Linked DNA regions of Homo sapiens: region 1 is linked to region 2. The links are chromatin loops, found by intact Hi-C in ENCODE. Cell type or tissue: IMR-90. All regions are shown on one strand.

Region 1 (4,000 bases), 450 kb after region 2:
ATGTGGTTTTAAGCCAAGAAACAATATGATCAGGTTGATCCTTAGGAAAATTAATTTGGCAGCAGTTATGAGGCTTATGTCACTTCCTGGGGTTCAGCAGATTGCAGAAAATGGTTTAAAAATATAAATTAAGTTTTCCTATGAAACTAGATGGATAATTTCTATTTTGGGTTAGTATTCTCTAGTAAACAAACTATTCCTTAAAAAATGTTTTAAGATTATAGTATTGGACCATTTGTTTAGTTTCTATAATACTAAGTGTTCAGGACTTTGATAGTCTCTAGAACTGTAAAGATAAGTAAAGAATAATTTATTTCCTCAAGAGATCAGTTCAGTGAGGAAGAGAGAGGTATAAAAATTATAATACAAAGTGACAGAGACTGTATAACTCTTTTGGGAGAGAGCAAATGGATTTTAAGTGGAAAGAAGAGCATGTGCAAAGATACTGAGGTAAGAAATCCCACGTGGTGTGTTCTGGGAATGACAAGGAGATTTTTGCTTTTTCTTACTTTTCCCTTCCTTCCATTCATAGTATAGGCCACCTGGGAAGGAAGCCTAATGGAGAATGAGACTAAGAGGAGGGTGGAAATAGGTTGGGAACAAAATTCTTGAAGAGCTCTGTGAACTTAATGCTTTAGTCAATGGAGAATCATTGATGAGATTTGAGAGGAAAAGGGCATGGCATATTTATGATGGGGGCAATTTGGATGGCAGATTGGAGAGAGGAGAGACTTAGACTGGGAAGTCCTTTAAAAGGTGCTTAGCAGTGGTGGAGGCAAGTTGAAAAGTTCAGAACTCAGCCAACATGAGAAAATGGGAAAATTTTGAAAGTCATTTCAGACTTAAGGGACTAGTTGCAAGTGGATAGGGAGGAAGAAATTGGAGATGAAGATGGGCCTGCAGGCTTTTGGTTGGAGTAATTTTGTAGATGATCTTGTTCTCTGATCTAAACTCTTCTTGCTTAGCTAAATGGTTCCTCGTTTTTTCTTTAAATCAAGAGATCCAGAGATATGAAATTACACTTCAGGTTTAAACCTTAAGGGGAAATATTCTTTGTCAAAGAATTAAAGATTAGATGCCATAAAATATACTTTCTGTACACTCATCAACCCAGGTCAGGAGAAACTAGGTTCTGGAGTCCTACGTGGTTAGTTCTAGGAGGTACCAACAGTCTCTCAACCAAAGGATGAGCAATGAGTCATCTTAGAAGGGATAAATAAGAACATCATATCCAGATAGGGAAACATGCTTCAGTTTCTGGGTGGATTTGAGAGAAGGAAGTATATACAAATATATGAAGAAAAAGGCAATGAACAAAGGAGAAATGGTGGTGCGGTGTCAATAGCACAAGCCTGTATGTGTTTTAGGACTTTGATCCATTTTGATTGCCTGTTTGTTGCCTAATTGTATTTAAAGAAACTAAGGTTGTTTCTAAAGTTCATCATAAGTAGGACTTAACATATATTCCCAAAGAATTTTAGAGTAGAGATGTAGCTTCACATTTTGAGAGGCTGAGGTGGAAGGATTGCTTGAGCTCAGGAGTTTGAGACCAGCCTGGGCAACATAGTGAGATGTTGTCTCCACTAAAAATAATGAAAAAAAAATTTACCAGCTCGGCGCCTGTAGTCCCAGCTACTCAGGAGGCTGAAGTGGGAGGACCACTATTAAATAAGTACTAACTTTGTGCCAGTTTGTTGGGCTATAACTGTGAGCAGTCCTTTATGAAGCTTAAATTCTAGTGCAAAGGCAGATAATAAATAAATAAAATAATTTCAAAGTAGGAGTAAGTTATTACAGAAAAATAAAACAATAGTGTGCTCAAGTGGCTACATGGGAGCAGCACTGTTTCAGATTAAGTGCTGGGGAAGAGGAAGCAATTGAGATGAGACCTGATTTCTTAATCTCTAAGACTATAAATTAGCTGTTTCGGTAATTACTTTTATCTTAAGAAATAAGCCATAAGGTTAAAACATCAATTTACTTCCTAACTTCTGTAAGTATATCGTATTTTGAGAACCTCTCTCTTGTCTATTTGGATGCATTTGTATCACATAAGGCAATGCTGTCCTCTGGTGGTAGTAACTTTAATAGCATGCCAGCTTTACTTTTGCAAATCTTTATAAGGACGTTCTTTATTTAGTGGGAATTATTTAAAATAGATGTCCTTTTTAGATTGTGTTTGAATTTAAGGGCCATTAGAATTTATTTGAAAATCTTATTTAGTCTCAAATAAATGCTTGGCGTAGTTCAGTAAAACACTGTTGAAGGAAAGATTACTTAAGTGTAAAGAACTCAACTCTCAGAACTCAACTCTCAGAACTCTCAGTACTGGAAATACAAACTAAGCAAAGTAAATTGCTGATACAAGTGTAGAAAATTTGGGACTTTGTCTTGTTCATCAAAATGTGTATTACATTAAATTGCCCATTTCAAAGGGCTAATACAACTTTAGAAAATTTTGAAAGAATCTACTTTGGAATTTGAAAGGATAGTGTTTAAGAATAGTGAACATTATTAAAGGAATTTTATATCAAACAATAAATTTCCATTGAAATATGGCCATATTCTTAAATTTAATATTCTAAGTATTTGGTCTGTCACTTCTAAATACCTATTTTTATGTCTTGCTTTCTGCTATTTGGATATTTTTCTGCTCTTTTCTAAGTCTTAAATTTAAAGGTTCATTTGGAGTAAAGGATTTTATCTTTTAGAAAGTAATTGAGATTTGAGAAATATTAGGTAGCTGACAGTTAAAAATAAATTTGACTTATTTTTTTAAATCCAGATCAAATCTCTTACATGTGTAGTCTTGTTGTACTGTGGCAGCTCTTCTCTAGGCTCTTGACTGGGTAATCCATTTCAGTTCTTTCTGCTAGTCACCTCCATGAGAGTAAAGTTGATAAACATTCATCATTACATATATTTCTAGTTGAATCTTTATCAGCTGGTCCACAATTTTAAATTATTTACATTCCACGGTCTAGTCGGTGTTTACTGTTTGGTTTACTTAAAAAAATGCAGTTGTGTAATTTGGTTTGCAGTACCCTCATAGTAGTTTCATAATTATGGCAGAAATCACAATAAATAATTTAAAATTATTTTTGACTAAAGATAATGTGGGTAGAGAGATTATGTAATTTAACTGGACAGTGTAGATTTCTGTTTACATTTATTTCACAGAAGTATATAAAACATACCTAGTAGTTATTTTATATTCTGTAATCTTTTGCCGGGTGGGACACTTGAAGCTATTTTTTTTTTTTTTTTGGAACAGAGTCTCACTCTGTCGCCCAGGCTGGAGTGCAATGGCGCGACCTTGGCTCACTGCAACCTCCGCCTCCTGGGTTCAAGTGATTCTCCTGCCTCAGCCTCCTGAGTAGCTGGGATTACAGGTGCCTGTCACCACGCCTGGCTAATTTTTGTATTTTTAGTAGAGACAGGGTTTTACCATGTTGGTCAGGCTGGTCTTGAACTCCTGACCTTGTGATCTGCCCACCTTGGCCTCCCAAAGTGCTGGGATTACACGCATGAGCCACCCCTCCTGGCCAAAACTATTCTTCTATGAATATAGATTAGTAAGAATTATAGAAACATCTTTATAAGGGCATATTATACACAGTCTGAATTGGCAGCTCTCGATGATGAAATCACCATGTATATAAATATACTTTGCTTTTATTACAAAATATGATTTATAAACATGCCCACATACCCACAGAGGACTTCAGTGGAAACCAGGGATACTCAACCATGCTTGCCTGCGCCAAAAGTAAATTCAACCTTAGGAAGGGGTTGACTGTTTAAAGGTTAAAAGAAAAGGTGCCTAACTATATGTAGTGTCTGTCATGTTGTATATTTTAATAGACTCTTTTATGTCTGGAAGGGGAAAATGCCATACCTTCATGCCTTTATTTGAAGGATTGTGAGGCATTTAAGATAGATGTGTATTTAATTTTTTTCTTTTTTTTTTTTGGTGGGAGCAGATCAGTGATTTTTTCAG
Region 2 (4,000 bases):
TAGTGCTAAGGAAGGCTGGAGTGGAGATGAGAGGGCAAAAACAAATCAAATAGGAAAAAAGCCCCACCACTAAGCCTTCTTCTCTCAAAATCCCTCGAAAACGTGTGCTATATAAATATATGACCTCAGTTATAAACAGCCGTGTTCTCTTTAGAATCAGAAGCAACTGTTTAGCTTTATTAGGCACCACAGACACATCAAAGCAGAGGGCTCTGTGCTCAGCAACTTGGAGTCCTGCCTATGGCTATTTATTTTCCTTTCCTTTTTTTTTTTTTTTAAACGAAGCTTAAGTTTTTTCTTTTTAACTTTCTTCCCCTTGTTGGTTAAAGGCTGCACAAATTTGGCTTGCTCTCTGAGGTCTTCAATTAAAAAAAATGTGGGCAGTATGTGACTCACCGCCTTGGTTTTCAGTGCAGTTTTATTTCATTAAATAACAGTTTAAATGAAGTAGCACAAGACAGTATTTCATTACACTGCTGTATGTGGGCTTTATTCACCTTTATTACAGCTGCATTTCTGTTGTGAGGTTTTTTATAAAACTCTGAGCTAGAAAATTAGTGAAGATTGTACTTGTCCACTTAGTAAGAGATAGTTTGGTTCTGTAATGGGTACCCAGGGAGCTATAGAGGCAAATTCTGAATTTGGGAAAACAAGAACCCCCTAAGAGGAAGGTGGGCACGGGTAAGTCATTGCCTATCTGTCAATATTAAGTGGGTTTTTTACAACTCCCCCTTTCATGACGGCGCTTACACTATGAGCTCTCTCTGCCGATCTGTTTTCGATTACTTCAGATCTTTACAAAATGAAATACAAAAGCCCAATTTTAAAAACTGGCATTCATCACCAGTGACCACGTCCAAGAGTAAGAAAATAGAAAAGTTGGACCCTGAAGAGCCAGGCTAATTTTTATTGTACATGAATGTCCTCTTCACAAAAAGTCAGCTGGTTTAAATTCATTCTGTTATGATTTGTAATATCTAAATGGAATTTTCTTCAAAGCACACTTGATTGATTGACCCTTAGCTGAACGTTTTGTTTTTATTTTGAGGCTGACAATAATGTTTATTGGCATGTGTTCCACTTCAACTGCGTTGGGACGCCATGAAGCTATCTTTATGAGTCATCCAACCACAATACTAAATACATGTCAGCAAAGGAAATATTATCTGAAAAGGGAAAAATCCCTTTGATGTGCTTCAACATGCAGAGATTTCTGCGAGTTTTGGAAGCTCTGCCCACTTGTAAGGAATGGTGTACGCTTACACATTTTTTTCCGCCTTTCGGCCTATTCGGTGCCTCAGAAGACCACCCATTGCTCGAAAACAGTTCTGCTCTTTCAGCAGCAAAGTGTGTCATTTGGTTTTAGCACATTCATTTGCTGGGCGCAGTGTTTATATTAAGGGAAGCCAAACCGAGAGATGAAATGTTGCAAGGGTGAAGTACAAAGTAGACTCAATTTTTCTCAAGTTAGAAGATGCCAGTGATTTATAGCTCAGCTCCAATTTTGATTTTTTTATGTAGCAGTGGAAAGAATTAATAAAATGCAGAGCTCTTGGAGATGCAGAGGGAGGAAGGGTAGCAAGAGCTAGGCAACTGGCTGGAGTTTTTGTCAGATATTCATAGAATGTTGGGAAAAACATTCTGCTTAGCTAGCAGTGCCCTCATGAGACAGAATGGCAGCAAGTAAGGAAAATAACAAGATAAATGAAATTTTTGCAGCTGCAAGTACAATATTGAGAATCTGCACTTTTTTATTGATCTTTATGATCCTATTGCCAAGAGCCACTTTGTGGTGACAAAATATGTTGACAAGTGCATATCTCACTGCCATGAAAAATGTGGAGAAGCATTCGCCTTATGTCTGCAGTGTTATACAAGGAACAAATTGCCCTGCTACAGCCAATTCCTTACAGAAAGGAGAAATTTAAGGCCCACCAACCCTACACACTTTTATCTTGAACTTGAGGTTCATATTTGTAATAGCAGTTCTTCATTGAGAAAACCAGTCTCAGTCTCCTCATTTTTTTAATCTGTAGGTTTTTTTTTTACAGTACCAAAGCTATTATAAAAAATGTTCATTTTTCAGTACCTTCACTGTATCGTTTCAGAGTGTAATCTTTCAGCCAGAGTAAAGTGCTCCTCTTGTATTTATTGAATTTCCATCCATTTCACATCAGAGGGTTTTTCTCTTCTCCTGTATCAAACTTTAGAAGAGCAGTGGAGAAGATTTTTATTTCCCTGAGTCCTTATATCACAAAGCTGCTTAATTTTATTACAAATTTTGGAATTCCCAATGCCAAGTTGCAATAATACATTTAATGCTTTTCCTTCAAATAAGAAATCAATAGTATTTATATATGAGGTTGGGGCACCAGTGTCTTTGCAATTTTCCAGGAGGGAATTTTCTCATTAGTGTGAGATGAAATTTTTTTAAAATTAATTCTTCCTTTCTGATGTCTCCTGGGCTAAATATCTGTCTCTTCAGCCAGTTCATTCTAGGGAGGGTCATTGTGGAAATAAATTGAATGCTGTTTATCACACTGAGTTACAGACTCTAATTGGTTGCTGGGGACAATCAGTTGGATGTAAATTTATTACAAACAGAAACTGTTTAGATGGAGCTGCGTAGAACTTTTTCAGGGCAATAAAAATATGGATGGGGGCACATGAGTCCTATGTATTACTAAGCTGGGTTTTCTTTTGTTTTGAATAGGTCGAATATATTCTACCGAGCCTGTATAGATATCCCTAGGGGCACCGAGCTTCTGGTGTGGTACAATGACAGCTATACGTCTTTCTTTGGGATCCCCTTACAATGCATTGCCCAGGATGAAAACTGTAAGAATTTATTTTAGCTCTGAATTCACATTTCAATATACCTATTTCAAAGCTAACTTTTTAAGAGCTTTTTTTGAAACTCATGAAACGTGGTTCACTGTAATAAGTAACACAAACATATACAAGTCTATTCCATCGTTTTCTTTTCCCTGCATGTCATCTGCTTTCTCTAGGGCATCTTAACCTGTATGGGCCAGTCCTTCACTTATCAACAACTTCAAAGCCTTTGCCAGAATTTTAAATAATAGTTGAAGCAAGTTAAGTCAGCTGGTATTCACTGAGTACCTACTATGTGTCTGGTTCTATGCTTGCCACCTTAGGGATTACAAGAGCAGTGTAAGATTCACCTTCTGCTCTGAAGGGATGTACAGTCCTGTGGGAGCCACACTGTATGCAAAAATGAAGTAATAAGAAAGCAATGACATTTAATCAGGGGTAACACCCCTTTAGTTGATTGGGTGTGCTTCCTCCTACATAGTCATTTGCATGAGAAATAATATTTAAAATGGTAGATATGTGACTGAGGAATTTGTGTCTTTCTAAATTTTTTGTCTAAAACCATGTCTGGAAACATGTAATTTTCTCCTATCTTTATTACCGTGCCAACCATTATCTTTAAAAGAATTAACATCTAGGCAAATGTGAACTTGCAGCAACTTTCATGTAAACTTTATATTTCTGCTCTATCAGTTATTTGAAAAGTATTTTAAAGTGATTTCGTATTTGGAACAGAATTAGGTTATTCTGATATGCTTCAGTGAGAAACACTGGTTTCAGTGATATTGTGTTTTCTTGTCACCACATTGACTAATTTGTGAGCTGATAGTTTGATGTTATGCTACAAAAAGAAACAAAGATAACAGATATCTTTTGATAATGGATAAGAAACTTCATTTTGAAAAAAGTGGGTTTTTAAAATTTTCTTCTCCACTTTCTAACACATGCACTCACACAAAAACTGCAATTTAAAAACGCTCATATTATGACTGATCAAAATGCTGATCGTCAGATATTTCTTTCCCATTTTGTCTTTAATTTCTTTGTAAAAAGAAAAATCGTCAAAAAGCCTATTACTATCAACTTTCCTTTTCTATTTTACCCTAACCCCAAAACCAATCTCAAATCAAAAAATAAATCTTTGCACATACAGTACATTCCTCTG

What was found. Peaks named below come from ENCODE experiments on the same cell type or tissue, not always from the same donor. Only the 100,000 strongest peaks of a DNase experiment are listed, where the experiment ranks them.
Region 1: a loop joins it to region 2, with 14 times the contacts of the local background. A loop is called at or near these places in 1 of 110 quality-filtered maps.

Annotation. Positions count from the first base shown.
Region 1 is chr5:123,609,229-123,613,228 of GRCh38, forward strand. The region is part of intron 13 of CSNK1G3 (casein kinase 1 gamma 3); the gene reads left to right. Among named protein-coding and RNA genes, the nearest start is that of CSNK1G3, 99 kb to the left of the region's middle. In IMR-90, a CTCF peak has its summit at 2,066 (motif pointing left); a DNase peak (open chromatin) is centred at 2,063.
Region 2 is chr5:123,156,801-123,160,800 of GRCh38, forward strand. It overlaps PRDM6 (PR/SET domain 6), which reads left to right. Exons shown (of 8, transcript NM_001136239.4): 5 at 2,714-2,838. Among named protein-coding and RNA genes, the nearest start is that of PRDM6-AS1, 68 kb to the left of the region's middle. RefSeq lists a silencer at 1,108-1,327. In IMR-90, a CTCF peak has its summit at 1,658; DNase peaks (open chromatin) are centred at 291, 1,121 and 1,581; H3K27ac peaks cover 157 bases; H3K27me3 peaks cover 473 bases.